6 separate regions of the Mus musculus genome follow, and regions 1, 2, 3, 4 and 5 are each linked to region 6. A link is a loop called in an ENCODE intact Hi-C map of the cell type or tissue named here. Cell type or tissue: left cerebral cortex. All regions are shown on one strand.

Region 1 (5,000 bases), 210 kb after region 6:
ATGTTCTGCCCACTTTGTCCTTTTGAATTTGCTCTAGCACTCCAGCCTGTGGATTCAGGCTGTAGAAACTCGAGTTAGAAACTCCCTCCTAGACATGCCCAAAGGTTTGTCTCCATGGTAGGTCTAAATCTGGAGTTGACAAGATTAGCTATCAGTCTATTCTATCCACTAGTATTTGTGATCCTGACCCCAACACATAATTAGCCTTATCAGGGACTAGACACACACACACACACACACACACACACACACACACACACACACACACCTGACAGTGAAATGATCACATTGCTTCCCTCAGTCTCTGTTCTGGTTTCCTATTGCTGTGAGAAACACTCTGACCAAAAGCAACGTGAGGAAGCCAGGGTTTGTTTCATCTCACAACTCCAGACCGTAGTCCATTAGTGAGCCACGACCAGGAGGGAGCTTGGGACAGATCTGCCTGCAGTACCTCTAACCAAGGAACTCACTGCACAGCCAAGGAGGTACAGCTGAACTAGAGAGAATGCTGCTGGTTAGCTCGCACAGAAGCTAGCCTATACTCAGCTTTCCTATCAGTTTTAGGACCTCCTACTTGGAATGGTACTGCCCACAGCTGACTGGAACCTCCTATGTCCACTCACAGTAAGACAACCCCACAGACATGTCCACACACCAATCTGATTAAGGTCATTCTTTTATTGAAGCTTTTATTGTAGACTGTCTCAAGTTGACAATTAAAGCTAACCAGGATAACCTCTCCTAACTTATGTGTGTTTCTTTCTCTCTTTATGGTGTATATATAATTACTTAAGTTCTATGGTCATGTGTTCATCTGAGTGTGCTCTTTACTGGCGTATGCAACCTTTCTATTCACCTCAAACTCTGACTCTTTGTTTATATATTTCATGATGTGCCAACTTTCCATTGAACACACACACACACACACACACACACACACACACACACACACACACACACACACACACACCTGCCAAACCCAAGGACCATTTCAGAGTAAGGTAGGAGAGGTGACATATATAACTGTCACAGGGGTATGGCCAGACACGTGGGTCATGCTTCAAAGTCCAGCAGTACATAGGAGACAAGCAGACCTCCAAGAATTCACTAGACAGCCAGCTTAGCCTGCTTAGAGAGCTCTAGGCCAGGGAGAGTTCCTATCAATAAAGGGGGAGGGAACAGCAGCTCTTGGGACATAAGCCTGAACCTTACCTCTGGCATCTGCTTGCATGGGTACACACCTGAACCTGTATACACACACACACACACACACACACACACACACACACTCATGTTTCAGTGCTGTAAATAGAGACCTGGGAGGAGCCTTAGATACTGTTGCTATGGATGCCAAGAGCCAATCTATAGGTGACTGAGCTTTGCAAGCTACGGGGCACAAGGCAAAAAATAGCTTTTCCTCTTGGCCACATTGCCCACACCTGGACTCAGCTGGATCTCTGGGAGATGTAGCCCTAACGGGAGCTTCTCGCTAATGTGAGCCTCAGGAGAACTGAGGCAGGGGTTCTGGGCAAGAGCTCACCAATAGCAAAGTCCCCTTGTGCTCCCCTGAGGTCAGTAGCCAGGGAGACAAGAGGGCATTTGCTCTCATGTTGGTCACATCATCCTGAGTGGGAACCTCCCGGCCTGGTGGGAAGGGACAGAATCGTGCTGCCGTAGGGGAGGGGTCATTAGCAGCTATGGGTTGCCGGGATGGTTACCTTTTCCAAAAGGCCTGAAGTGGAATGGGGGTTGGGGTCTGGCGAAGCTGGGGTTCAGTGTGTAAGGACTTGCTGGTAATTTACAGTCTTTCAGGAGCCTTGCATTCTTCTCAGAATTTTTTCTGCCAAGTTTTTGTTTCATATTGGGCCTTTTCTCTTTTTGGGTAAAAATATCTCATGGCTGGCCCAGGCCCTGGAAACCACAGGGTTTCCTACAGCAACAGTGCCACCTGCTGTTGAGAACAAAGCTGGTGATTTCTCCAAGGAAATTCTCTATGGGGTCCAGGAGGAGTTCAGGTTTCCTGTGTTGGTAAGGGGAAATGGATTCATTCAGCAGGGAATAAATACTGCTGTGCTGAACAAGCAAAGCCAAACGGAGGGAGGTCAGGGGTAGGCAGAAGAGGGGACTCATGGGAAGTGTTTTCAGGATTGAAAAGAAAAGTGCTCTAAGGAGTCCTGTGACCCAAAGGAGCCAGCCTTAGATTTGATCTTCCAAAAAAAGTTAAACAGAGGCAATCCTTCCTAGTGAGAGCCAGGAGAAGTAGGGGCTGGTGAACCCCAGCTGTGTGTCCACCCTTGGAAGCCAACAGCAAGCTGTTTAAGAGAGTGCTGCTCCTTAGAGAAGGCACCCCCACAGTCACCAATTCCCAGGTAGGGACTTCTGAGCCCTGCTTGTCTATCTGTCATACGGGGAGAGTGAGCTTCTACCCTCTTTCCTTCTGTATTCATGGAGGTTTCAGGCCACCATTGGACTTCCATTGCCATAGTCCCCTGATTTCCTTAAAACACTATGAACCATAACATCCATAGGCATTCAGCTTCGATGACTATGTTCAGTTTGCTTTCTGCTTGGGGGAAGAATTCTATCATTCTTTTACTTCACCTTAATTTTTAATGAAGGCAGGATTTGAAAATTATGATCTAGGGAGCCTTCCCCTTAAGGTTTTTAAAATAGGAGGACCAGTAAGATGCCCCCCTGTCCAGGTGGTTATGGAAACACCTTCAAAATGATCATTTCTGCATTTCAGCTTTCTCTTTTGTTGCCAGCTTGACAAGATCTGGACTCTTCTTTGGGACAAGCATCCAGGCATACATACCTGTGAGGAATTACTTAGCCTTTTGACATACTTGGGGGTGACTGGGTTAGTAAGGGTGGCAGGAGTCACACTTAAGGTCTTAAGACTGTATAAAAGGAGAAGGGTGAGCTGAATGCAGGCATTCATTGCTCCTTGCTTCCAGGCTAGATATATCCAGTTGCCTTAAGCACACACTACATTGACTTCTCTGACATGCTGGAATATACTTTTGAACATCAAGTCGAAATAAACCTCTGCCCACTTGAGTTTCTCTTGTCAGAGTATTTTATCACAGAAACATCATAAGAAATGAAGCCCAGCTTTTATTTAGAACCTGGTCCATTCAGTACGTGCCACTAATCTCTAACGATGCACGTTTTAGGGCAGAAATGATCTGGAGTCTATGGGTGCTAACAGCCATCACTGTGTGTATATATACTAAGAATTCAGAGTAGAATTAAAGTATTAGCTATGTTTTGTTGCTATGAGAGAGAGAAAAAGCATGACCCAAGACAGTTTACAGGGAGTTTATAATTATGGGGAGTCATGGCAGCAGGAAGAGGAAACTGAGAGATCCCATGTCAATCATACACACACAGGAAGTAGTGAGAACAAACTAGAAGTGACGTGAGACTATGGGTAGTCAGGGTTGTATCCAAATGGCATGCTTCTTCCAGCAAGACCACACCTCTCCAAGGTTCCAGAAACTTCCCAAACCGCACTGCCAATTAAAGACGAAGTGTTCAGCCACAGGAGCCAATGGGGGTCACTTTCTCATTCCAACAACCAGCCCAAGAATGCTGAGTACATCTCAGTTAAAGTTTTTATTGCTCTGAAGAGATACCATGACCATGGCAACTTCTATAAAAATAAAGCATTTAAATAAGGCTGGCTTACAAATTCAGAGGTTATCCCATTATTATCACAACTGGAAGCATGGTGCTGGAGAAGGAGCTGGTGGTTCTCCATCTGAATCTGCAGGCAGCAGGGAGAGAGAGGGAGCCACTGGGCCTGGATTGAGCTTCTGAAAGCCCACCACCCTGAGCAGAGTGACACACTTCCTCCAATCAGGCCATGCCTACTTCAACAAGGCTACATGTATGTCCTAATCCTTCCGAATAGTGTCACTCCCTACGAACCTAGGAAGGGCATTTTCATTCAAACTACCACAGATACTTCATTCATATAATTCTCTCCCACCCCCAAGAAAAACATCCTACAAGGGAGACTAATTTCCAAGTTGGAAATACATCCCCATTTATTTATGAAGGGATGTCGGAGATGTAAATGAACCCCATAAGCAGTTTGCAGTGCTGGGCAAACATCCATCTGCAGGAGCCAGTCACCCATGGAAGCCGACCTTTCTGCTGCAACATCCAACTCTCCTCATTTTCTGTTAGCTGCCACAGCTTTGCCATGCTGCTTCCGGCTACCATGAAACCCAAGGCTGACCACTCACCAAGAGGCAGCAACTGCAAAGAGCTAAAGAAGGACTGCTCCCAAATGAAAAAGAATGATGGGTTTTCTTCCTTAGGTCTGCTCTTCCTCCACTGTCAGAGTCCCACCAGCTCACGGTTGGAATCTGGAATGTTCCCACAGGCTGGTGGTACTGCTCCACTTTGAAGCCTGTGGATACCGAAGCAGTGGGAGCCTGGATGGTGAAAGGAGGTCACTGAGGGCTGGGCTAGAGTGTGGGGTTACACACCCTGGTTCCAGCCTGTGCTCTCTGGCCCCTCTGCCATGAGGACGCACTGCCTCACACGCCTGTCAATAGGGCACTTTGCTTGCCAACGCTGTGCTTTCAGAGTTAGGCTGAAATCCCTCTGAAACTATGAGTTGAAGTGACCCCTTTCCCCCCCTCCCCCGTTGTTTCTATGGGAAATTCTGTCACAGTAGTGAGGAAAGAGCTATTAGAGTAGCATGGCTCTAACCTTTACTTCACACAATCAAACATGGCAGCACCTTTGCTCATCATGTAAACCTTTGAATATTCACAACGAACCCCACTTTCCAGATGTAGAAACAATTGAGGACGACTCTGGGCATCAATAATTAGCAGGAACCCAGATGGTCCTCACCATGTTCCTGTGATGTCTAAGTAAGAACTCATTCCATCACTCCCAGATGACACATCCCCAGCCCTGATGGCTTCAGGATCTATAGTTCTGCTATCATCCACTTTCCTGTACAGAGGAGATGGCACTTT
Region 2 (5,000 bases), 150 kb after region 6:
AGTTTTCTCTGACAGAGTTCATGGTCCATCAGAAATGAGAGCAGATATCATGGCTGACCATCAAGTACAGGAACTCTGGTGAGAAAGGACTCTGCTGGCAGAGGTAGAGTCTGGTATGCTAGGCAAATTAGCACAGGATTATGGGAAGGTAGTGAAACATGGTTTAAAAAATAAACAAACAAAAACCTTAAACCTAAACTAAAAGAAAAAGACACATAAGAAAGAAGTGATTCTCACTTCTATGAAAAATAGAGCTGACTTTGGGGTAATCCCATGGGTTTCTGGGGTGACCGAGTTGATTGGAAAAGTTGTACAGTCTATGTGAGGACTCTGTGTACATGGCCAGCCTAATCCTGTGGAGTCTCATAGAGACCCATCAAATGTCTAATCTTTTGAATGCTGGCCTTACCTAATCCTTCCAACTTGGTAAAGAACTGCTTTGGCCTCACTTTGCGAATGAACAAACTGATGATTGCAAAAAGCAAGGTCTAGTTCACATCATTGGAATCATACCTCCATCTCTTTATAGCACCTGCCTCTGCAATAAAAGCATGAACTCCCCAAGAAGAGACTACATGTTTATTTAACACAAGCCAGCCAGTAGTCAGCATCTGGAAAGTACACCAGTGAAAATGTGGTGAAGAAGAAGACACTGCGAATGACCCAGCTCTGTGCCTGACGGGATGAGATACTCTGCATAGATCCAAATCAAGAGATTTATATTGGCAGTCCTTGCTTTGAGACGCAGACTTAAGCACCATTTTCCTTTTCTCCAATTGTATGTACACACACACACAGGCATGCATCTTTATGTGAAGTGGACTGGTACCTCTGCATTCATTTTAGTGTGAATGTGTGAAGGAAGAACCAGTGGCTGACAGGAAGCACTGCACACAGTAATGTTTAAGTTTTCGTCTCCATTTGAATCGTGCCTGTGAGAATGTAATGAAAGCTTAAATCAAGATAAGCTGCAGTAGTCAGATTCCTGCTCACAGGAGTCAGTCTCTTTTGTTTGTAGGAGCCTTTTTCTTCAACATTGAAACGTATCGCAATGTTATTTGGCCTGTTTATTTTGGATAGACAATCTGCACAGCTAATTGTACCACCATGTTAAGTGTGTGCGAGGTGTGTGCATGTGTGTGTGGTATGATATGTCTCTGTGTGTTCATGTGTATATATCCGTGTGTCCCTGTGTACATGTGCATGTTTATGTGTATGTTTGTGTTTGTGTATGATCATGTGTTACATGTGTGTGGAGGTCAGAGGATGTAGTCATAAGTGTGATTTCTCAGGGGTCACTCACCTTGCTTTTGGAGGCAGGGCCTTTCATTGAGCTGGAGTTTGTCAAACGTGAGAAGCTGGCTAGTGACCCTCAGGGATCTTCCTGTCCCTACCTCCCCAGCACTGTGGTTACAAGCAACAAGCAGGGGCCACTGAGCCCATCTTTTCACACGGATGCTGGGGCTCAAAGCCAATTCCTTTTGTCTCTAGACTGAATGCCATATCTGCTAAGCCATATCCTCAGCACCTGCATCATGGTTTCTTTGCTTTTAAAGATTCATTTATTTTTATTATGTGTATGTGTGTGAGCCTATGTAAGTTTTTATGGACCATGTAAATGTCTGGTGCCCACAGAGGCCAGAAAAGTGTATCAAATGCCCTGGAACTGAAGCTGTAGGTGGCCACGTCCTGCCCATATGTGTGCTGGGAAGTGAACCCATGTCTTCTAACCCTTAACCATTGAATCATATGCTTAGCTCCCCATGCTAAACCATTTTTACTTAAGGAAAAATAGAAACCAGTCTTGCTTGCTGCCCTTATCCAATTGTCTAAAGCAACCAAAAAACATGTCAAGGGGGTCATCTGACCCTTCCTTCTCTCTGGAAGCTTCCATCACACAGGGGATGTCGTAGTCAAAGGGACTAAACAGCACTAATTGTAGCTATACCCCTCTTCTGTATGTCCTTACTATGTTTCTCCAGAAGTCCACCCTAAAGCAAGAAACCCCTGTGTCAAGAGAGCTGCTGGTCTTTACGGCTACAACAGACATGCCTGTTGCTTCTGACTTGTGTCTGGTCACTTTCGAGACCAATCAAGACATTTAAGAATTAAAGGCTTACTGCTTCTTCAGATGCTAATGTCTTAGAGCTTCAATAGCAGTTATAATCATGGGCTGACAAATCCTGCTTCATTAGAAAACGTTCTTTCCAGGCAACACCTACCTAAGTGTTACAGTGGATCCACAACTGGAAACACTTGGAACAGGCAGTTCATGCCAAGAAAAAAGAAGGAAAAAGATCACAATTTGGATACTTATGCATTTTTCTACATGCAGGACCTTATTTTCATATTATTTATTCATCAAGGATCAGATTATTCTAAATTTCTCTCTTTCCCTTTACATTGGAAGTTAATACAATAAAGCATTATTAAATGCACACCAACTGGCAAACTGTTCTTTGAGCATCACTGTCACCAAATTGCTCACCCCCTTCCCCAAGGCAGAGCACTAAAGCTTATACTATCTTTATTTTATTTATTTTATTTTTTTTGCTCCTATCTTAACTTTTGGGGGAAGGTTAAATTATTCTGAAAGTTCTGAGCCATCTACATATTTATTCTTTTTAAAGGTTCTGTGGTGTGTTAGCATCTGTATTGCCAGAAAACAAAATTTTCTTCAAAGTTATTCTTGGGCAGGCCTGGGACGCAACCCATATGTCCCACAGTTAGTGTAGCTCAAGGTTTTAAATTTATGCCACTTTTTCCAAACTTGACTGCAGTGTTCTTTGGTTTGGTGAATTTGTGGCGCCACCTATAGGTCAGATCTCAGAAGTTCACTTTCCTTTATCTGAAAATCATCTTTCAAGTTATGTCATTAAAATGATGGCTCTGAGGGTCTTGAAGATTTCAGACTGAATAAAAATAAATAGAATGTCCTACAGTAACAGAGGGGCATTATCAGCCAACCTAGGTCCCTAGCCTGGATGAACGAGGAAGAACAGACAAAGAAGTATTTTTCATTCCTTCTAACCTCTTTAAACATTTCCCCAGCTCCTATCACAGACTAGCTTCTTTGGGAGAGGATATGAACTTGAGCCACGGGCTCTTGGAGAGAGAAGACCTCGGTGGCTGTTGGGGGTAGTGTGTATTATATAGAAACTCAATAGAAAGCAAGGAGGGTCCAACATTCCTGTTTCCTTCCTCCCCTGTTGTCTAGATACTTGTGGTGCGGAGATTAAAATTTTCAGGGATGGAGGCCAAGGGAGAGTTTCACAGCACAGCACTCTCACTAATAAATATCTCTCTGAAAACAGCCACAGCCCTCAGAACTGTGATTGTCCTCCAGTCTCCATCCTTGTGTGTGACCACCCTTGCTCTCTAAGTAATTAGAACCATAAAACTGTGGAGAACCCAGCAGCGCTAACCTGCCTAATATGTGGGTAAGTGACAGAACTAAGTCTGCTTTAAAGCGTGGATTCAGACCCTTCTTTGCATCGTCATAACCCACATGCGGGTTGTGTGCCCAGGCCAAACCCCTCAACACACATCCATAAAGAAGATGCAATTTGCTATATATGGATTGTGTACTTGAAGAGCTTTAAAAATCAAGCCTTGGATCGAAAATAAAAATTAATTTTTAATATTTCTGTTAGTCCATCTGCCAAAATGATGCCTTCCTTTTTAATTTTTTTTAAAAAGTCTTCAGTCTAACAAAGAGCAGTTGGGCAGCTATGGATGGAAAAAAAAAACTCAGCAGTCAACTGCCTTGTAAATTAGAAGCTGTGGTTGTAAAGACGGATTTGTGCAACAGTGGGAGTGGAGAGTGTGTCTGCCTTGTAAATTTAATTAAACAGCAGGTGCAAAAATCAGGTCATATGGCTTTGATGTGCCCCGTGCGAGGATGACAACCAGACAATGATTCTAATATGAAGAAATTTGCATACATTTGCATCGGACCGCAGAGAGCGCTGGGCCCTTGCCACGTTCTGCATTTTATATCTAGGAAGTTGAATAAGATTTGAATGAACGATTTCTATTTAGACACAGCGGAAAAATACAACGAGCTTGCGGCCCTCGCACAGAAGGCCGTGTGGCCAGCAGGGAAAGCCTATGAGGGACACTCTGAAAAGCAACCGCCCGCCCTCCTTAACAGTGGCAGATGCAAAAATGCTCAAAATGGAAGGAAGGAGACAGTGGGGAGGGAAGGGGAGGGGAGGGAAATGTACTGTACTTTGATTTTTTAAGACTTTCACAGAAGGTGCCACATTGAATAAGCCCTTCCTTCGTGGCTCATTCTTTTCGCTCCCATCGTCCCTGCTGTAAATCCTTAAATATAAAAATCAGAAAGACTTCTCAAATGAAGCAAGTATCATCTTATATAATTGGCTTCTGCTTTTAAAGGAATGTCTCTTTTCCTGTCGGATTGTGCAAACCTCATCTTCCGTAGCGACACACCAGGATGTTTAGTGTAAATGATGTCCTCTGTGCTTATGTCTCCTGGCATAGATATGAAAATATTGTGAATACATAATCCTACTGCTGGCCATCAGCATTTTCTCTGGATTGTTCAGGAGAAAGCAATGATGGGGATTGAAGCCAACTGCTCCAGATGAGCTGGTGGGTGCAGAAGTTAAAGGGCTTCAGAGGAATCCCACTGGGCATCTTGACAATCAAGGTACCCTCTGTGAGAAACCACCTGGGCAGGTATAAATCTCATTGGAAATTGTTCTGGTCCCGCATACACATACACGTCTGGCTAGTCCTCGAGTCCCGGGTTCTGAGACTGACTGGAGCCCCTCCTGGCCTCTGCAGCATCCCTCCCTCCTGAGAGGAGCCCCTGCTACCCACACAGAGTATGCTGTAGGCCAGCCTTGATTTTTATGAACAGTGTGATATGATGTCCAAAAGAAAGATATAATTTGGTTTCCTGAGGACTTATTTTACTGTCAATTATTGATACCAATAGTTCCATTATTATGTATATGTGGGTGTTTCAGTGG
Region 3 (5,000 bases), 210 kb before region 6:
TCACACCAGAAATGCTGGCTAGTATGTGGGGGAAAAGAGGCTTTCTTTGTGGTTTGCCAGCTTCATGGGCTGACACATAAATAAGCATAGGTAAATAATTTTCTGGAAACCAGCCAAGTAAAATGATATGTTCTCAGACCAACCTGGAGATCCGAGTCAGAAGTGAGGCCATCTTTGCCACAGTGCTCATGCATGGTTTACAGGTTCCCTGTTTAGCTGACTCCCTTGGAAGAGTCTGTATAATACCAGATCAAGCCTCCTTAGGTCTTACTCTAAAGACTGTCTCTAAACAGAGCAAAAGAGGAGACAGGCATCTTGAAGCTGAGAAGTGGGAGGGAGAACAGAGATAAGAGAAAAAAATAGGAGTTGAAATCTGTGATGGGCAACCACAGACCTCATGCCTAGGGGATTAAAACACTCTATAGTGATTATCCCCAAATGGATTGCATTGTGTCTTTTCATTGTGATGGTGCTAAAATGGTCACCAGGAAGTCAGAAAGTCAACTTCAGGTTTTCACCAGCATTTGTGTGTACCATGGGAACCCCTCACATGACCTGCATATGTTAGCTAAATGCCCCAAACCAATGGTAGATGCCTGGCATTGAAGAGCTCTGGAGATGCCTTCCTCCTGAAGAGCCACAGTGGCTTTTCAGAAGGCCTCTCTGGGTTTTACAGTCAGAGCCTCTGAAATTCTCAGGGCCCCAGGAGTGATCTTTACAGTCGTTATCTGTGTGTTCCAGGTAGCTGATGCTCTCTTGTTTAAAATTCTCCAGTGAGATTCCAGATTTGTCAGGGTGAACTTCAAAGTCCCTGTGTCCTTTGGTTACTGTGAGCCTTTGCAGGCCTCAGCCCCCTCTCTACGTGAAATATTTTCTTTCTGGCATTTTCAAGGATGGACCCCTTCTCATGTGTGTACGTGTGCATGTGTTTTCATGTGAGTGAGTTGTGTCCTTTATCAAGTGTCCTCTAATTCCTGACCCCTGACTGTTTTGGGACAGGGTCTCTCACAGCCTGCCAAGTAGACTAGGATGGCCGACCAGTGACCTCCAGTGGTCAGCCTACTTGCCTCCCCTTCCGGAGTCTGGAGTTTTAAGTGCTTACTCTTCCCATTCTGAAACTTGTGATGGACACCAAGCTTTCGTCAAACTCAGAGTTTCTCCTGCCTCTGCCTGACAAATGCAGGCACTAAAAGCGTACACCACTCTATTTTGCTGTTTGCCCTGCTCTAACTCCCTTTATTTTATATTCTCTCTGCTTTAACAATCGATGTCTCATCCCACTTTCTCACCATGTTCCTGTTCCATCCTGTTATTCCTCCCCTCCCCTTGCCGCCATCAAGACACTGTTGGTAAGATGCTGCTTCCTGTGAGACCTGCCCTGGAAGTGAGCTGGGCTATCCCTGTTCTCATCGAAGCTTAGGCTTGCTCTGTTGCTGCTCTGGATTCTCTGGGCATTTTCTCACTTAGTTTTCTTTTGCCTCTCCCTGGTGACTTTGACTTGCATGTGCAGTCTGTGATCTAAACACAGGGCACAACTGGTGACAGAAAAAAAAGATAAACAAATAAATGTGAGATAAAGAAATAAAAGGAAACTAGGCGTACTGACATTCTAATAAAGAGGTCTCTGTACTATCTATCATGCAGAGGCCCAAAATGCTGTCATAACCTTTTGCCTCCTCAGGCTGTGTAGGAACCATGCTAACCTCAGCCTCGGCAATGTGACAGATCTTCCTGGAATAACCAGAATCAGGGGGGCTGGGTGTCTCTTGCCCACACCCAGTGCTGTGTTCGCTTTCTGTGTTTCCTGTCTGCCCACTCACGTTTGATTTGGTCTCTTTCTCATCAGTGAGGCTATTTTCTTTCACAACATATGCTTATTTTTTATTTTGCCCATCCTTTTGAAATGCTCATGTCTCTCTGACATTTGTCAAAATGGTTTAATGTTTTTTATTTTATAAATTCACGTCTTTAGAGACCTGCCCTTGCAATTTAGGGATACAACCACCAGGTGGCAGGATGGCTTTCAAACTACCAGGCTCAGCCTATTGGCTGAATTCTGTAGGAAGTAGGTGTCTACCCAACTTAAGAATGGCAGCCCCTGCAGGGCACTTCTAGGGTGAGAAGCTCAGGGAGGGAAGACAGCCATTTAGTTATGAAAATGGAGGGGAAAAAAGTCGTCTGTGCAAATGCCTGGGGTCAGCAATTTAGGAGCACTGATTACCATCCATGGCGGTCCTTCTCCTCAAGAGTTAAGTCATCTGACAAGGTGTCCTTCAACCATGTTGGACACTGCCTTGATCTCACTCAGTAGGGATGCTCCATCTCTCAAATAGCCCTTTCTAAGCAACCTTTAGCACTGCCATGTCACTGATGTCTGTCCGGGTGGGTCTTAGAGCTATTCCCTCTTATTTGCCCCCTCCTCCAAGAAATCTGTCAGAAGAAATCAAAGGAAAAATTTTAAAAAAGGCCATGGTGGCTGTGTTCCATGCAATGTTTTGTTCTGTTTCCACCAGAAGGGAAAGATTCGAAATGTCCCACCACCTGGGTCCACTTGGTTTGCCTGAAGTTAATTCACTCACCAGCTGTCAGGGCTGCTTCTGTCCTTGGGTGAGATTTGGCTTGCTCACCCACTCTTCTGAGCTGCAACTGGGCCTGGCCTCATTAGAAGCCATGTGGCCTCCATAGCTGGCACCATTACTGTCCCTGGAGTCAACCCGGATTACATCAGCCTCCTCTGATGGCCCAGAGCAGATTTCACACTTTTTTTCCTCTTTCCAATTTGTGCTGTTTGGTTGCTGCCTTTGCATCCTGGGGAGTCGCTGTGTGGTATGCAGTCAGAGGGGCTGCCATGATTCTCAGTCTTGCTCTTACAGCTCAGCCCCACTTCTCCAACTCAGTGCCCCCGGGGGACTCCAGGTGGGGGTGAGCTTACAAACACTATCCACTTTAAATTTTTTTCTGAGTAACTCAGGTTGGTACTGTAGATGGTGAGGTTTTTGGCAGACTTATACTCCCCATCCTTTCTAACAGATGCATGGGAGAATCCCAAGAGTGCACACGGGAGCATATCTTTGTTCAAAAGGCTGGGCAGCCTTCTATTGACTTGACCCACACCAGGTGGGGGATACACATAGAGGCTTTCTCATGGAGTTAATGAAGCTGAACAAGAATTTACTCGGGTCTTCTATCACATTGCTGGGTACCATTTAGATGGATTGTGGGTGATGAAAATGAGCTTGAGTTATGCATGAGAAACGTTAAATTCCAGTCTTCACTGCACCCCTGTAAATACCTGCGCTGTTTAAGAGATATAAGAATGCATACTGCAGAAGACCAACATCGCCCAACAGGTGACAGAGACTCAGAACAACACTGTTCTGGGTCTTTCTAGACCAAACCTTGCATGCTCTCCTCTGAAGCAGTTCATGTCATTCCTAAGTCTGATTGTTTTTCAGTTCATAAAAGCAAGACTTGCTTAGTATAAAAAATTCAAAGACGTAGACAAATACAGTCTTTGAACTATCTTTGGCCCATGAGTCAGTGTTAACTTCACCAAACGATTTGATGTGTCTCCATTCTGTGGTTATTGTCAGCAATATTTCTAATACACAGCTAAGTAGATCAACAGATGGGCCAACACTCAGTTAACTCTTTCTCCATTGGTCTAAATTTGAGTCTTGTCTCACACAAATGGCAATCACAGGGTAGAGTTTGAATTCCCCCTTCAGGGACTATCAGTACTTGGAATATTTCTTGGCCAATAGCCTCAGTGCATGTGAAGCTGATTTGCACACTGGCAACTCGAAGTCCTGTGTGCAGATGCCTCACTTATCTACCTGCAGAGACGATGAGAGGAAATGCGCCACAGTGTCCGCACATTCTAGGAAGAGAAGATGCCATCTTGCTGACTATATTTCTCATGGGATTGAACACCTTCTATTTTGGTCATTTAGAGACAGGTTTTTCTATTCTTACTTTTTTGGTCAGTTATATATTTTATTTCCACTGTTGGAGATTTGACATTGCTATCTTCTGACCTGTTTATACGGAGTATATAAGTAGCTGATATATTTTATATCATATATTTTATATAGATCTTGATCTTTTCCATTTTACTCTGAAACATGAGAAGGTGAATTTGTCTTTCCTGGTTCCAATGAATAACAGTCCTCTCCCACCTCTCACCACAGATGCACACGGAGAGGCTTGGGCCAAACAGGAAAGTCATCCAAGTACCAGCTTACAGAAGGAAGTAAACTATAGCCAAGCCATTATTTTTTGACCTTCTCTGGTGTGCCTCCTCCTATTTATTCCTTCTCTCTCTAAAACTCCAAAGGAAAAGGCCAGGTTTTCTTCTATATCAACACTCTCTTCTGAAGATTTACTTATTAGCTTATTATTTGTGTGTGTGTGTGAAAAAGACATAGCCATTGCTCATGACTGTATGTGCATCATGTGTGTGCAGGGACCCAAGGAGGCCAGACAAAGGCAATGGGATCCCTGGAACTATGGTTATAGGCAACTGTGAGCCACGAACTATGTGGGTCCTAGGAAGTGATCCTGGGTCTTCTGCCAAACCAGTGAGTGCTCTTAAGCACTGAGCCATCTCTCTAACCCCTATCTCCATTGCCTTATAAACACATTTTTGATTATTCGGAAAACCTTTATTGCTCTTATTTTATAAAATATTCAAAAATGTAGTATATAAGGAAAAATTTGTTTTTCTCAAAATTTGTACTATTAATTAAATTTGTTCTTTTACACTTTCATATACATACACCCTGCATTCAAATCACCCTCATTCCTAACCTTGCCCATCTCTTTACTCTGCTTGCACATTCCCCTCCTTATTACAAATCCCATTCATGTCTACTAGTTTTGCTTTGTGATCCACTGAGTTTAACCAGGATTATCTACCTGTGTGATCACATGTTTGGCATTATCTACTGGAGCCTGGAGGGCTCAGAAATGGGTAGACAACTGAAGATAACAGCTTCACC
Region 4 (5,000 bases), 1.0 Mb before region 6:
ATGGCTACTAAGGCATGTCACTTGGGGCAAGAGTGTCAAGTCTGTTCAATAGAGAAAGTCTGCCTGTTCAACACACAGCTCTTGGACAATAGATTCCCATATTCATCCCTACCTCACAACACAGACAAGAAGAAGTCAACGTGCCCCACCAATATTTTATTTAAGATTTATTTATTGATGTATTAATTACACTGTGTCTGTCTTCAGACACACCAGAAGAGGACATTGGATCGCATTACAAATGGTTGTGAGCCACCATGTAGTTGCTGGGAATTGAACTCAGAACCTCTGGAAAAGCAGCTAGTGCTTTTAATCACTGAGCCATCTCTCCAGTCCCCCACCTATTCTTTTTCAAGCACAAAATTTTGTCAGAAAGGGTAAAATTTTAGAAAGAATGTGTGTATGTGTATGTGTGTGTGTGTCTGTGTGTGTCTGTCTATCTGTCTGTCTCTTCACTTGGCAGATATTTATTAAGCAACTGTGCTATGACAGAATTCTAGGCACTGGAGATGTACTAAAGTTTTGACAAAGTTGGAGTCAAAACCAACTTTAATGGAAGGGACAGTCTGGAGAGGGAGTAAGATGTTTAAGAAGATACTTGCACTAGTAGGTGTACATCTGGCGTGCAGGAGAGTAAGGACCTTAGGTCTGTCATAGAGGAATACGAGCGTCCTTCAGGTAGGCTTCCCTAAGCAAGAGAATTGTGCTGAATGCAAAGGATGACTGAGAAGTAAGTGGGTGAAGACAGGAGGAGAGAGTGTCTAGGGTTTTGTCTGTCTTTCCAAAGATATTAGTAGTAAAAAAAAAAAATGAGTTTTATGGGGCTAGAGAGATGGTGCAACAGTTAAGAGTACGTACTGAACGCCAGAGGACTCAAGTATAGTTCCTAGCACACATATGGCAGTTGACAAACTTCTGTCCCATGATTTTTTGCACTCATGTGCACATATATCAACATTCAGGCATATACACCTATAATTTATGTCATTTAAAATTACTTTTAAAATGAGTTGTGTGGTATCTTTTGTTTCTGACTCTGGCATTACAGTGGGTGGCTTTTGTTGTTTTTTCCTTCATTGCTAGTGATTGAACCTAGGGCTTTGTGGGTGCTAAGCAAGCACCCTTTCATGAAGGTACATCCCCAGCACTGAGTGGGCCTTTCTGTCTGTATTATTGTGAGGGTCGTCTGGAAGTTAAGTTTGTCTCAAGTGTAATACAGTTCCAAGGCAGATGAGAGCTTATAAAGATGTTTGGATTGCCTAGCATTCGTGAAACCCTGGGCTTGATCATCAGTGAGTGAAAATTGGGAGGTGGAGTGGGGTGGGGGGGTAAATCTTAATTTTAATTCTTTATTGGATAATCACATTATTAGATGACCAACTTCAGAAAAAATATAATGTCCGTTTCATAAGTTATACATTATGGACCTTTAAGATATAAAATTTTCCATTTAATTTTGAGCCTTACTTTGAATAGAATTGACAGGAATGACTTATGTAAATTCTGCCAAGTAATTTATTTGTGTCTTCTATAATAAAGCACTGTCATTTATCATCAAAATGCTTTAACTTACATGGATGTTGGCATTAACAAGTGCTGTTCGATCAGTGGCATCAAAAGAAACTACACTCAAGCTTCCTGGGAGCTCAGTGATGCCTGTACTGTAAAAATGCTTTCTGTGGGCCATTTAACTGCTGGCAACTTTAGTTCACATGATTCCTAGTGCTGAAAATTTAAATTTGCTCTTAATTGAAAAGTGAAGTTATTTAAATTCTTTAAATGCTAACCTTTGGAAAAAATATCTGAAAAATAAAAGCCCATATGATTTTGATGGCCCACTGCCAAAAGATTATCATTTACATAAACGTCTCTTTTAACAGAAGGGCTTAATGCATTGAGCTCAAAAGGTTAGAATAGAGACTCCAATCTGGAGAGCAGCAGTAGACGTTTGGCTTGTGAACAGCCGCATTGTTCGCCACGCTGAGAACACTGTTCGCATTCAGGCTGAAAGCAACGCTGGCATTAGGATTCGGTTAATTTGTTTCATGTGACTTGTCAGCTGTGTGTTTTTATCTAAATCTTCCTAGCCTCTTCTTTTTGTGTGTTACACTTCTGAGAAATGAACTGCCTTTTTAACTGTTTCATTTCTAGTGTTTTTTCTACGTTTGCAAATGATACCATGTGATCGTTTTCCAGGTTTTCATTACTCATTAAATGTACTTAATAATCAGTGAGGATGCTGTTTTACTTTATTGAAAGCAATGGTATCTTAAAGAGCTTTGTGCTGTGTGCATGTTTGAGTCTGTAGCAGGAGTCTGTGAGACTCACACAGAACTGCTCGCCCTGTTTTCTCACGAGCACCCATTCTTTCCTTGTTTGCTAATTTTGTTCTCTGGATCTTCCCTCAGATGACTTTTAATATCTGGCTACCAGCCAAGTACTGGGTCTCAGCAATAAAGTGCTGATCCCAAAGAAAAGATGCAGCTGTTGCTAATCTTAGGGTTCCATCTCACTTGGGAAGAGCAGGCAAATGTTCTTTCCCCTAAAATGGAGCCCTAGTGCCACCCAGGAGCACAGGCTCTTGAGTAACTGGCCAGTGCTGTGAGGAGAGCTTCTAGAGATGCTGTTACCATAGGAAACGTGTGCGGAGGCTGTGCGGTCTCATGGCTGGCGTTTGCCTAGGTCTGCAGAGCTGTCCTCCCAGTCAGAGAGGTGGCCATGCCACCACTAGGCAGGTTTCCTCCAGGTTCATCGTGGTCCTGTTACTCTCCTCCTCACCTCCCCAAGTTCCCTGGGAACTGTGATCTGCTTCCTTCACACTGGCCAGATTCCTTACTTAATATAGCTGATTATGAGGTTTGCCCCTGTCAAGTTCAACACAGTCTACTCCCTTTTCCTGTTCAGTTGTATTCTGTGATATCAGCCTCCATCCACTCTGTACCCATCACTTAGTGGACACTGGCCCTTCTCCCAATTCTCCTGTCCACCTGTTTGAGCATCTCCGTTGTGGTTTTCATTGCTTTATCTCTGGAGCATTCGCTCACACATCTCAGATCAGCTTACTTACTCCCTGGTGGTTAGTAGGGAGAACCCAGAAGAACTGGAACATTCTGGCCATTTGTTTACTTTCAAGACAATTTCATATTGATCATTGTAACATTGTCTAGTAAGTGTTTTTAATGACTAAAATTCACTTATTTTTACATTTGAGAATTTCTGATTGATTCAAAATTATTTATGGTTTGAACTCATATAAATATGAGTTTATATATATACACACACACACATACATACATACATACACATACATACAATAAAAGAGTACAAATATATTACTATATTTGATTGACTAAATCTTATCCTTTCCAGGCTACCTTCTGTGTTTTATCATATCTATTATACAATAAGCATATATTAGTTTTACAATAGAAAATAGCCTTTTATAAAGGAAAAAAAACCTGTGCTGACACTTTTTTAGTTTGTGTGATTTATTTAAAAAGCTTTTTCCCTGGGGGAGGGGGGGGGAAGAGCCACGGTGTCACATTGAAAAATCCCAGGTTGGGCCCCCAATGGAGGAGCTAGAGAAAATACCCAAGGAGCTAAAGGGATCTGCAACCCCATAGGTGGAACAACATTATGAACTAACCAGTACCCCGGAGCTCTTGACTCTAGCTGCATATGTATCAAAAGATGGCCTAGTCGGCCATCACTGGAAAGAGAGGCCCATTGGACATGCAAACTTTATATGCCCCAGTACAGGGGAACGCCAGGGCCAAAAAGTGGGAGTGGGTGGGTAGGGGAGTGGGGGGGGGTATGGGGGACTTTTGGGATAGCATTGGAAATGTAAATGAGGAAAATACCTAATAAAAATATTTTTAAAAAAGAAAAAAGAAAAATCCCAGGTCTCAGCACCAGCCTCTCCCTCATTGTGTGATATGGGTGCGCTCATAGCCCAGTTCAGTCAGCGAGCAGGAGCAGTTGGCTGTGGTGTACCTGGTGTGTCTTCCTCTTTCTCATTGTCTCTCTAGTCCACACCCATCAGTGCAGTTCTGACTTCCTCACTGTCACCTTAGTCGTCTTGGGACTGTATTATTATTTCCCTCTTTTAGGTTCTTTGAAGGATATTTTTGAAATGAGAGCCAGTGTGTAATGTGCTCCTTGTGGACAGAAGCAACAAGGTTTAAGAATGAAGAATTTGATAGCAGCATTAATGGATTTTTCATTTCTTTCTTTTTGAAGAATATCAAAGAATATCCCAACAACTAAAGATGTTGAGCCACTTCTTGAAATTGATGGAGATATAAGAAATTTTGAAGTGTTTTTGTCTTCAAGGACTCCAGTTCTTGTGGCTCGAGATGTAAAGACCTTTTTGCCATGCACGGTAAACCTGGATCCCAAACTACGGGAGATCATTGCAGGTGGGTATTGTAGTACAGCTTTTTTTTTCTTAAAAGTCCTCAATTTTTTTTCATGTTCTGTTCCTTCTCTTCTCTCCCCCTCTCACCTCTTTCCTTCTTTCCTTCTTTCCTTCTTTCTTTCTTTCTTTCTTTCTTTCTTTCTTTCTTTCTTTCTTTCTTTCTTTCTTTCTTTCTTTTTGTTTTTTTCTTTCTGTTGTTATCTTACTTAGCTATCTAATTTTTATCTTGCTTTATGAAAAATTAAGAAATTTGAATGGAGCATCCACAGAGAAATTAGTTAGAGTAGGACTGGGCTGTTGACCTCTCAGAGTGTCAGCTATTTACTCTACTGTGTCCTTGTGCTTGCTCACCAACTCAGTTCTCCCTTTGGAACCCTGAACTTCTGTTCTTTCACATATAGTCTTGACGCTCAGATGCCACATGTTGTAATTGTCACTCTTTCATCTTCTGTTCTAATAGGGACATCCAAGTTGAGCAGAAAACAAAAATAAAACTTTACTTTCATCTTAAGTTTTTAACCAGGGCTTGAATATAACAAGGGTTAATTTATTTTAAGGCCATGCTAGGGACTAAGCCCAGGCC
Region 5 (5,000 bases), 1.0 Mb before region 6:
AGAAATTACTGGAGAAAAAAAAACCAAGGTAAAATTTGTTGTTATTTAGGAAATTGTTCCTTGTTGTTGTTTTGTTTTGTTCTGAGATAGGGTCTCATTGGCTGGCCTGGAACTCACTGTGTAGACCAGACTGGCCTGGAACTCACAGAGAACTGACTGCTGGGAAATAGTTCATGAGAGCCCATTATGGACAGACACAAGTGTAAATAGTAGTATTTACTGTAGAATACTCATGTGCAAGGCTGGCAGAGATCCCTGTCCCAGGGATTCTACGCACAAGCAACGTATAAACTATGTGATTAGCAACAAGCCCTGTGGAAAGGATGAAGAGAGGAACATTAGGGAGATAAGGAGTAGTGCTGCCTGTGCAGGACAGTCCTCACTGAGAAGAGAACTAAGCAGGGACTCCTAAGTGGAGACAGATAGCCAAGTAGAACCCTAGGAGGTGAGAGGGCCTCTGTGCTGCTGAAGACGGCTAGCAGTCATGGAGGTGGTAGAACATAAATGCTTTTGAAGTAATATTGACTTTGAATTATGGATAATCAAAACCTGGACTTCGGGTGCTGGAGAGAGCTGGGCAGGAGCACCTGCTGCTTTCCCAGAGGACCTAGAATATTCGCTTCCCTTTGGAGACTCACACCCATCTGTAGCTCCAGCGCCAGGAGATCCAGCGCCCTCTTCTGGCCTTTCCAGGGACCAGGCATACACAGTATACAGACAGATATGCGAGCAATATTTGGAGATACCCGTCCACATAAAAACAAGTAAATAAGTAAATAAATAAAAATTTAAGAAGCCACAGACTTTGAGTAACACAGTGGGCATTAAGGCTAGGGAAAAGAATTGTTCCAAATGATCTGTGGGAGTCCGCTTTGTGTGGGAGCTGAGGCATCACCAGCATGGCCTGCTTTCTCACCTTGATCTTAGACCTTTCCACCTGCTCTTTTCCTGGCCCGTCTTCCCGTCTCCTGCCTCATTTTTCTGGTCATTTTTTAGTTTTTGTTTCCTCCTTAAGATGGTAAACGCCATAGATTATAACTTCCTTCTGTTTCCACACCCATTGAAGGGACAGAGTGAGATTTTTGAAGTGAGGAAGTCTGATGGTGCGTTTGTGTGGCTCCCTCAAGGTGGCAGGTGTGAAGCCCTGCTTTATCTTGAGTGGGGTCCTCCAGACGCTTCATTGGCTCTGGATGCAGGGGAAATGTTTCTTTCATTGTTCTGATGTGAATCCCTCTACCCTACTGTAAAGCTTAGTATAGGGCTGAAGCCCTACACTAACTGGGGACTACCTACTTCACCTAGAGTTTGCTGGCTCCTTCCTTTCGGCAGCTCGCACTAAAATCACAGCAGCATTTCTTTAGCCCGTAACCAAGTTTATGTTTCTAGGTTCTTATGTTTATAAACCTTTGGTGAAGCAGTGGGTTGTAGTCCTTTTTTGCAGGTCTTTCCCAATACAGTCTGTTCTTACAGATGATATTCTGTGTCCTACTAGAGTCAATGTATCAAGGTATGATGGCACATGCTTGTAATCTCAGCACTCAGGAGGTAGAGGCAGGAGGATTGCTCTGAGTTTAAGGCCAACCTGAACTACATATCAAAACCATGTGGCAGAACACCAAAAGTTAATCAATAAAGTAAATGAAGGCCATGTGTAGTTAGATGGCTCCATTTTGTTCTGCTAGTCAGTTTGATTGTTAGGTATTTACAGTTGCTACAGTTAGACCTGTGCTGGGTGCACGCTAAGGACTGCACTACCTACCACGGTGCCTGAGCTGCTCTTGAAGGTGGCAGCCAGTGGACTGGGTGTTGTGCCGAGCATCCCATGCCGTGCTCTGCATAACCAAGGGAAGCGGAGAGCAGGAGTTACGATCTCTGAGCTGCACTGGAGTTTCTCCCACACAGTCTTCTGTAGTCGCAGAAGATAGCTGTGGGTCTGTGATAGGAAGACACAGTTTTCAGTGATATGCATATGAATATTTAGAATATGTTATCAGTAGGAAATTTTCCAGGTACAAACTTTCTAAAACATAAATTTATTATAGCTATTAAAAATGCAGGCTTTTAAAAAAAAAATGCAGGCTTTTGCAAACTACAGAAAACTCTACATACATATTCAGTTCTAATTGTGTCTGAGGTGGAAAATGTCTGAAGGTTGTTGGTGTTCCTTGGCATTTTGCTTAAGCTTTTACACCTTTATGTTCAGTGAGTGTCTGGTTTTTTTCTAAGTAGGTTTTCCTCTAGCTTTTCTTTTGCTGATCTGGAGAGAGAGACACACACAGACAGAGAGGCGGAACTGACTAAGGACCAGACGTCTAAGGCGCATTGTGTGCACTATACTGCTGAGCGGTTCCTCCAGATACTGTTTTGCTTTTGATAGGATAAAATTGATTTAAAAAGTAGTTTATCAGTATTTACATTCATGGTATCATTGTCAACATTTTATGCTGATAAAAACTAGGAAATAATGGTAAATGCTCCAGAGTCTTGTGTAAATACCATCAACATGAAAACGAAGTATATTATCAAGACTATTGAGTACAGACAGGAAAGTCAGTTTCTCGAAGTATGCTTTAATGTGTAGACGTACATTTAATACACAGAAAATGTATTTTTATCAGGTTGACTATTTTACAACATGGGAAAATGACGTCATGTATTTTTAAACAATTTCAACTATTGAAGGACCCATATTTCCTAGAAGTCTTAGGATATCCCTTTACAGATCAAACAAACTTAACATTTTTGTACAAGAAAAAACAAAACCAGTGTACTGTAACAGTGTGGGCTTATTTTGAATCTGAGGCGAGGTACTAATGCTGCAGTATTCAGCAAGTCCACAAGATGGGGCTGTCTCACTGGAAATTTTACTAGCATGACTGGCCATGAGCCCAGTGAAGTACTTTTTGCTTTCCCATTTCTATAGCAGGAACATGGGGGCTGGGGGAGTGACAGTGTAATGGAAGGTTGAATTTCTATTCATTTCATGTTTCATTCATTCATTCATTCATTCATTTGTGTGTGGGAGTGCCACGTGGAGACTAGGAGTTAACCTTGGATGTCATTTCTCAGACATTGTCTTCCTTGGTGGTTTTGAGAGCTGTCCTTTTTTGGTTAACTAGAAGATAAGGTTTCTCAGTAGCATGTAACTTACCAGAAGGCTCGGCCGGCCGGCCAGTGAGCTCCAAGGAGCTGCACGCGTTTGCCTTGCCAGTGCTGAGATTACAGGTATGTGCCAGCATTCACCGTGTGCATATGTATTCATGAGTAAGCAGTCTTCCCGTCATAGGGACCTTTATCATCAGGGAAAATCGAAACCGTAGTCATGTAAGTGCACACAATCATAGGACGTAGTATTTTCAGCTTTGTAGTTCCTTTGTCTTGCAGATTTTTTGCATGTATGTGTGTTTGCATCCACACAGAGTATCTGGGTAGAGGGGTGTTGTAAGTGATCTACTACTGATCTTCCAGCTCGCTCCTATTCGTTTTTTTGAAGAAAAAAAAAAAAAAACCTCATAGATAACAAGAAGAAAGAATTTTTTTGTCTGCTTACATATTTTGGCTTTAAAAATATTAAATGAACCAAATTTGGTGGACAACACTTTTAATCCCTGCACTGGGGAGGCAGAGGCAGATTTATCTCTGAGATGGAGGACAGCCTGGTCTACTGAGCTCCAAGGCAGCCAGGGTTGCATAGGGAGAACACCTCTCCCCCCCAAAAAACAATAAGTAAGTAAGTAAATAAATAAAATGGTAAACATTTGTCTTAGTTAGGGTTTTACTGCTGTGAACCAACACCATGACCAAGGCAACTCTTATAAGGACAACATTTAATTGGGGCTGGCCTACAGGTTCAGAGGTTCAGTCCATTATCATCAAAGTGGGAACATGACAGCACCCAGGTACGCATGGTGCAGGAGGAGCTGAGAGTTCTACGTCTTCATCTGAAGGCTGCTAGTGGAATACTGGCTTCCAGGCACCTAGGGTGAGAGTCTTAAGCCCACACCCACAGTGACACACCTACTCCAACAAGGCCATACCTTCTAATAGTGCCACTTCCTGCCCAAAGCTTATACAAACCATCACAACATTGCTGATGTAATTAAAGATTAAATCTTTACGATAACATGCAAAGGTTTTGCTTTAAGCTGTAACACTATAGACTAGCTTTGAATTCAGAGTTCCCATTTGCTGTACCTAACATCTCTTATCAGTTGGCAGGAACCTATGATATTGTCATAGTCAGTGCTACCTCAAAAACCTAGATCTTTTGTCTCATTTACTTTCATCTGAGCATTTTAAAATACAGATTCCTGATGCCAGAAATCAGGCTGAGATCTTTGGTGGTCGACACTGTGCTCAACTTTGGTCTCTCTCCCTCTTTTTTTTTTTTTTCTCCGAGACAGGGTTTCTCTGTATACTCCTGGCTGTCCTGGAACTCGCTATGTAGACCAGTCTGGCCTCGAACTCATAAATCCGCCTGCCTCTGCCTCCCAAGTGCTGGGATTAAAGGCATGCGCTACCACTGCCCGGCAACTTTGGTCTCTTATGAACTATTTTGCTTCTCATCTTTTTACTGAAAGCATCTTATTATCCTAGATTAAAATTATGTTTGGTCATCTCTGTTGCCATCAGAGTTAGGGTTACTCTGCTCACTCCCATGCACCTAGGCACTGTGCTATAATGCAGTGACATCCGTACTGTGAAACATTTGCCAAGTGAATCCTATGCAGAATCCCTAAATAAAATAGATCATAAAACTAATTTATTCAAATTAAATATTTAAAGCAAGTTAATTAGAAAACTGGGCTGTTTTGAAGAATTTATGAAAGTGAAAGTTATGTGTGGGGGTTTTGTCTTTTATTGTCTATTGTAATGCTAAGTGCTGCCCAAAGACCTGGAGTCTGCACTTAGCCTCTGGGACCTGCTCCCAAGTTAATTTTGATTGATGAATAAAGATGCCGACAGCCAATAGGTGGCCAGGAGAGAGGACTGGGATTGAG
Region 6 (5,000 bases):
TGTGTTATCAGGCTTCTTCTTATAAAAAAATGCATAACTATATACTAGTCCCTGTTCACAAAGTCATCACGGTCCACAACATGACCTAAGTGGAACTCACGGAGGTCCTGTCTACCCTCAGCAGTCTCCAGAGGGTTCTGGTTAGCCTGTCTCCACCCTTCTCTGGAGTTGCTACCTGCCACTTCCAGGCTTTACTTAAATCTCATCCTGAAATGTTGGAGTTCAAGAGAAGAGAGATGCAGAGAGCTGTTACCTATCCCAGAGGAGCCAAAGACCACATGTCCATCATAGCGGGCCTGCAAAGCAGGCCTCCCCTCTCTTGAAATGTTCTTGAGGTCTTTACAACGTCTGAACACTGGAGAGGAGCCACACCTGCATTTCTCTTGGGAATGTTCCTCATTTTATCAATGAAATCCAAACAGAATGGATAAGTTCGTATTGGAGAACGGAGCTTGAAGGCAGAAAGGAGTTAGCATCCTACAGCAGCAGGGATGGATGCTCAGCCCTAGGTATGGGGGACTCTGAACAAAGATGGGGTGAGGAACATACAGCTCTTTGAGTGCTATTACCCAGGACCTGGGATGGGGACCTGAGTGGTATCTAAGACAGAAGAAGAGTGCCATGTGACAGAGGTGTGTGGTGGTGGTAGAGTTACAACTTCTAAGAAAAAAGAATGATGTATTTGGCTATAGAAACAAGGAGACCCTCAGTGCTGAAATACTGTTTCTGAGCCAGTCATTCAGTGGACAATAGTGTCATCTGCCCACAATAGTGGACAAATCCATCTTTTTGTCTCCCCAAGACTCCCAGTACAAAGTGGACAGAATTGACCAGGGAACCTCAGAGAATGAGAGAGGAGTTTCCTGTCTCCAACCCTCCCAAGAGTCACAAAGCCAAGCATAGAGAGGGATTTGGATCTGAGGTTCTTTAGCTTCACTCAGTCACTTGCCTGGTGGCTTCTTATGTCATCCCTCAGAGCCTAAACATGATTTTTGTGGCCATAGCAAGACCTCCATCTGAAACTGAGGATCAAGAACTTGCACCCCATTCTGGAATACGGCACCTGCCCATCTATGAGGACTTTCCAATGCACCACGTTGTTAATAAACTGGAGATAGGGAAGGTTTCTATGTTATAGAAATTGCCAATTACATGATTGTTTTCCTATTGCCGACGAAACATCATGAAGGCAATAAAGAGGAAGAGATATAACTCTTTTGTATGATTTACAAATGACTCCAGTAGATAAAAAGAACCTGAGGGCAGGGGGAGAGAAACCAAGTAGAGTGTGCAGAACTTCACCGGGCGCTACAACAAACAATGGGTGTAGAGAAAGTCAGAGCTGGTTTTTGCACAACCAATCAGCCAGCTAGAAAAACAGTAGTGAGTAAAAATACCCTGGCAGGGGTGATGCTACCCATAAAGTCTTGGGGTTACCAAGTAAGATAATGTGTCAGAGACAAACTAGATAGGCAGCAGAGATAGATGCTTCTCTTCCCGGGTGCTGAGAAGCAGCCTCTAGATCCCCAGCCAACGGGGACATTCGTGACTCAGGATGTCATAGTTGTTGCTGATGTTTTACTGTTCTGTTTCTTTATACATAGAGAGGAAATTCTCAACTCAAGTGATCAGTTAGCAGAGTAACAACCATAGAATATGAATTTGGAAATTCATAATCACTTCTGAGGGCAGGCAGAGAGAATAGCTTCAACAAGGTTTTGTATTCAGAGAAATGGGGAATGACAATCAGGGCACAATGATTTGTTGGATATAAATGGGGGTGTAAAAAAAGCCATATATATGTACATAGTAGCCCCTTCCTTTCCTGGGTGGGAATTAGGAATACAGAGGAGCTGTGAGAAGATACCAAGACATCATGATTGACGGATTGATGCTGCCCTTGGGAATTGTAGGCTGAGAGTCTCATTGGTGGGATGAGAGGACTAGGAGCTCAGGAGAGGAGCCCAGGGTGTACCCCTTTGGGTCTTTGGTCTTCACTATTCTCCACTCCACAGAGCAAAGCCATACCAAAATGGGTATTTGAGTATAACCATCCATACATAGAACATCTCTCTTAAGTGTAATTGAAATAAAACTCTCTGGGTGATCAACAAGCCTAAAGACCTTGTCCTGAAAGAGCAACTATGAGACCCCTCAGAGCAACTTTCTAGAGGGGACTCACCTACCCCTGCAGCTGAGTTCCTTATTTACAGCCACATAAAATTCACTAATCACCTGAATTTTGTTGCAACACAGTGCCATCTAGTGCCCAGTCTGGCTAACACCAAGGGACTGTTCCCCAGGGAAGTATTGACTCGCCTCGGAATCTAAGCTTCTGGGCTGGACATCAGGCATTTTGGAAGAAACACTAAGTTTTCTGACCTCCCCTCACTCCCAGCAGGTGGAGAAACTGTGTCTACAGACAGACAAGAGCTCCTGACACAAACAGACCGGAGCTCACATGCTCAAAGCAGTCAAGGTCCTGGTCCTCAAGTTCCAGTCAGAAGCTGTGCCTGTAAAACAGAGTATTCGTCTTCTTCCATGGGGGAAGTCTACTCTCACAGATTTGCCTTTAACTAGGGGTTTGGGTCAATTGTGATGCAGTTAGAAGAACTTGAATAGTCAGCTTGCTTGTTTAATTCATCATTAAAATTTTACATATAAAATAATTATCCTATTTTAAAAAAAACCCTCTGGCTTGAAATTTCAAGACTGGTTTTAGACATACTCTGAGTGGTTAGGCTCAGAATATGTAAGACGGAAACAAAGCATGCGACCCCAGCCCTCAAACACTGCCACACACATTGCAGCCTTCCTGGACTTGCAGGTGGAAGTGATGAGCAGTTCACTACAGGTAAGGCAATCCCTGATCTTGTCTTGCTGCCTTTATGTATCTGCGATGTTCCCTTACTTAAGGGAGACACTTGAGCTTCTAAGCCACACTGAAACCCAGGCGTGAAGCCAGAACTCCCCAGCACATTTTATCCAGGCACACAGGGAGTGTTTTACGTATCTTATCCTGTTAACCTTGCAGCGTTACTTTCAGACATGTGCTGCTTTCTGCATCATACGAATGAGGAAAAATGGGCAAAGAGAAACAAGCATGAATGTGAAGGTGGTCAGCGTGTACATGCCAGTCCTGTGGGTAGATGGGAGAGGGGACAAGGCTCTGAGCCCAAGAAGGCTTTGGGCAGACACAGAAGCTGTTGTGAATGAACTCTGCACCAGTGCCCTGCACCTTCAATGAAGTGCAAGGTAATATAGTTAGGTACATCTGTCTCTGTGCATACATGTCTAGCTCTATATAGGTAGTGTCTGTCATTTACCTCTATTATGTCACCTATCTATCGTCTGTCATGATTTTATTATCTATCTACCTATAATCTACTACCTATTGCCTATCTACTTATATATAATACATATGTAATATGAGTATATATAATGATATATAATATATTATATATGGGTTATTTTAATATATATTATATAAACTCTATCATTATCCTTCTATCATGTACCCCCTATTTTCTATTGTTTTACTATCTATCTATCTATCTATCTATCTATCTATCTATCTATCATCTATTATCTCTTACCTATCTACCTATCACATATGTATAGTGATAGATAATATATGTTACATATGAGATATACAATATTTACTTGTTATATATAATCTCTGTTGCTATCCATTATCCTTGTATAAATTATGTACCTCCCTATTATCTGTTGTTTTATCATTTATTACCTGCCAGCTATCTTTTTCTATCATTTATCTATCACCCATCTGTCTATCCATGTTGCTACCTACCTATCTATCATCTAATGATCACACATCCTACTATTAAGAAGCTATAGGTTCAATGACACCAGTATCTACGAGTCCAACACTGTGATTATTAAGCTTGATGGACTCTATCCTGGAGACATGAATCCTGATTGCTGTATTTAAACTCATCACTTCCTGTCTCAGCTCATTGACCACACGAGCTTTCCAATTTCCTTATGACACATTCTATCTGAAATTAAGACAAAAATACTCCTTCCTAATCCCTCACTACCCTCCATGGTAAAATGACATCACTTGTCAAAGTCCACTCCCACTTCTATCTGTCTTTTCTCCCTCATTGACCTGTATTAGTGAAACGTAGATTGCTTTGATAAGCATCATGACCAAAGGCAACATGGACAGGGAAGGGTTTATTTGGCTTATGCTCCCCAGGTCCTAGTTCATCAGTGAGGGAAGTCAGGGAAGGTCAAGTCAGGGAGCTGGAAGCAGAAACTGAAGCAAAGGCCATTGAAGAACACTGCTGACTGGCTATCGCCTCAGGTTCATATTCAGCCCTGTGATAGCACTACCTACAGTAGGTTGGACCTCACCCCAACCCCCGACATCAATTATTGATCAAGAAACTGCCTCACAGACTTGCCTACAGGCCAATCTGATGGAGACATTTTCTCAGTCAAAGTTTCCTTTTTTCTTAGTGACCCTAGTTTGTGTCAAGTTAAGAAAAATCTGTTTCAACATATACACATGCCATGGTGTTCACACAGTCAGCAAGCCTTCAAACATAATTCTCAGGAGAGTGACAAGTGTTAAAATTGTTAAGGGACCATTTACTATTATATATACTTAACAAGTATTTTTATTTTTATATACTACCTTAATAACCAAATGTCTGTTTCATTTCTTCTGTCAAACACCACAATGATGCTTCCAGAACGTAAACTCTGTCTTGGAAATGCTCCACCTGAATCCTTGAAAACAACACAATTTCTCTCTGCTTGAATTTACACGGTGCTTTGCAAAGCTGCTGGGGTCTCCTGAAGCGTGCAGGGAGAGAGGTCCGCAGCAGGCACACTATACAGGGCACAGGGATCACTCCAGTGTAGAAGCTTCATGCTCAGCCCTTTCACTTGTCTGCAGACAGCATCAAAGCTCTTTAGCCTGGCTCACAGAACTCTAAACAGTTCTCCAGCTTTTCAGTTGTCTCTCCCCC

Evidence for each region. Hi-C counts contacts between places; a loop is a spot of excess contacts. Peaks named below come from ENCODE experiments on the same cell type or tissue, not always from the same donor. Only the 100,000 strongest peaks of a DNase experiment are listed, where the experiment ranks them.
Region 1: a loop joins it to region 6, with 2.5 times the contacts of the local background. A loop is called at or near these places in 2 of 42 quality-filtered maps.
Region 2: it touches region 6 in a loop (2.8-fold over the local background); 10 of 42 quality-filtered maps call a loop at or near these places.
Region 3: it touches region 6 in a loop (2.3-fold over the local background); 26 of 42 quality-filtered maps call a loop at or near these places.
Region 4: it touches region 6 in a loop (2.6-fold over the local background); 18 of 42 quality-filtered maps call a loop at or near these places.
Region 5: it touches region 6 in a loop (4-fold over the local background); 18 of 42 quality-filtered maps call a loop at or near these places.

The regions. Positions count from the first base shown.
Region 1 is chr12:26,275,523-26,280,522 of GRCm38, forward strand. No RefSeq gene overlaps it. Among named protein-coding and RNA genes, the nearest start is that of Gm29968, 25 kb to the left of the region's middle. In left cerebral cortex, a CTCF peak has its summit at 1,943 (motif pointing left); a DNase peak (open chromatin) is centred at 1,917.
Region 2 is chr12:26,223,796-26,228,795 of GRCm38, forward strand. The region is part of intron 2 of 4930480M12Rik (RIKEN cDNA 4930480M12 gene); the gene reads left to right. Among named protein-coding and RNA genes, the nearest start is that of 4930480M12Rik, 15 kb to the left of the region's middle. In left cerebral cortex, a CTCF peak has its summit at 2,816 (motif pointing left); DNase peaks (open chromatin) are centred at 2,776 and 4,085; H3K27ac peaks cover 2,036 bases.
Region 3 is chr12:25,862,563-25,867,562 of GRCm38, forward strand. No RefSeq gene overlaps it. Among named protein-coding and RNA genes, the nearest start is that of Gm29835, 110 kb to the right of the region's middle. In left cerebral cortex, CTCF peaks have their summits at 1,014 (motif pointing left) and 2,004 (motif pointing right); a DNase peak (open chromatin) is centred at 1,925.
Region 4 is chr12:25,032,215-25,037,214 of GRCm38, forward strand. It overlaps Kidins220 (kinase D-interacting substrate 220), which reads left to right. Exons shown (of 32, transcript NM_001081378.1): 23 at 4,240-4,418. Among named protein-coding and RNA genes, the nearest start is that of Gm36236, 59 kb to the left of the region's middle. In left cerebral cortex, no CTCF peak of the experiment used is centred here; DNase peaks (open chromatin) are centred at 1,975 and 2,462; H3K4me3 peaks cover 407 bases; H3K27ac peaks cover 1,055 bases.
Region 5 is chr12:25,024,688-25,029,687 of GRCm38, forward strand. All of the region lies in intron 22 of Kidins220 (kinase D-interacting substrate 220), which reads left to right. Among named protein-coding and RNA genes, the nearest start is that of Gm36236, 52 kb to the left of the region's middle. In left cerebral cortex, CTCF peaks have their summits at 677 (motif pointing left) and 2,834 (motif pointing right); DNase peaks (open chromatin) are centred at 648, 1,823, 2,307, 2,861 and 1 more place.
Region 6 is chr12:26,069,498-26,074,497 of GRCm38, forward strand. No RefSeq gene overlaps it. Among named protein-coding and RNA genes, the nearest start is that of Gm29835, 93 kb to the left of the region's middle. In left cerebral cortex, a CTCF peak has its summit at 2,273 (motif pointing left); DNase peaks (open chromatin) are centred at 2,271 and 2,930; H3K27ac peaks cover 886 bases.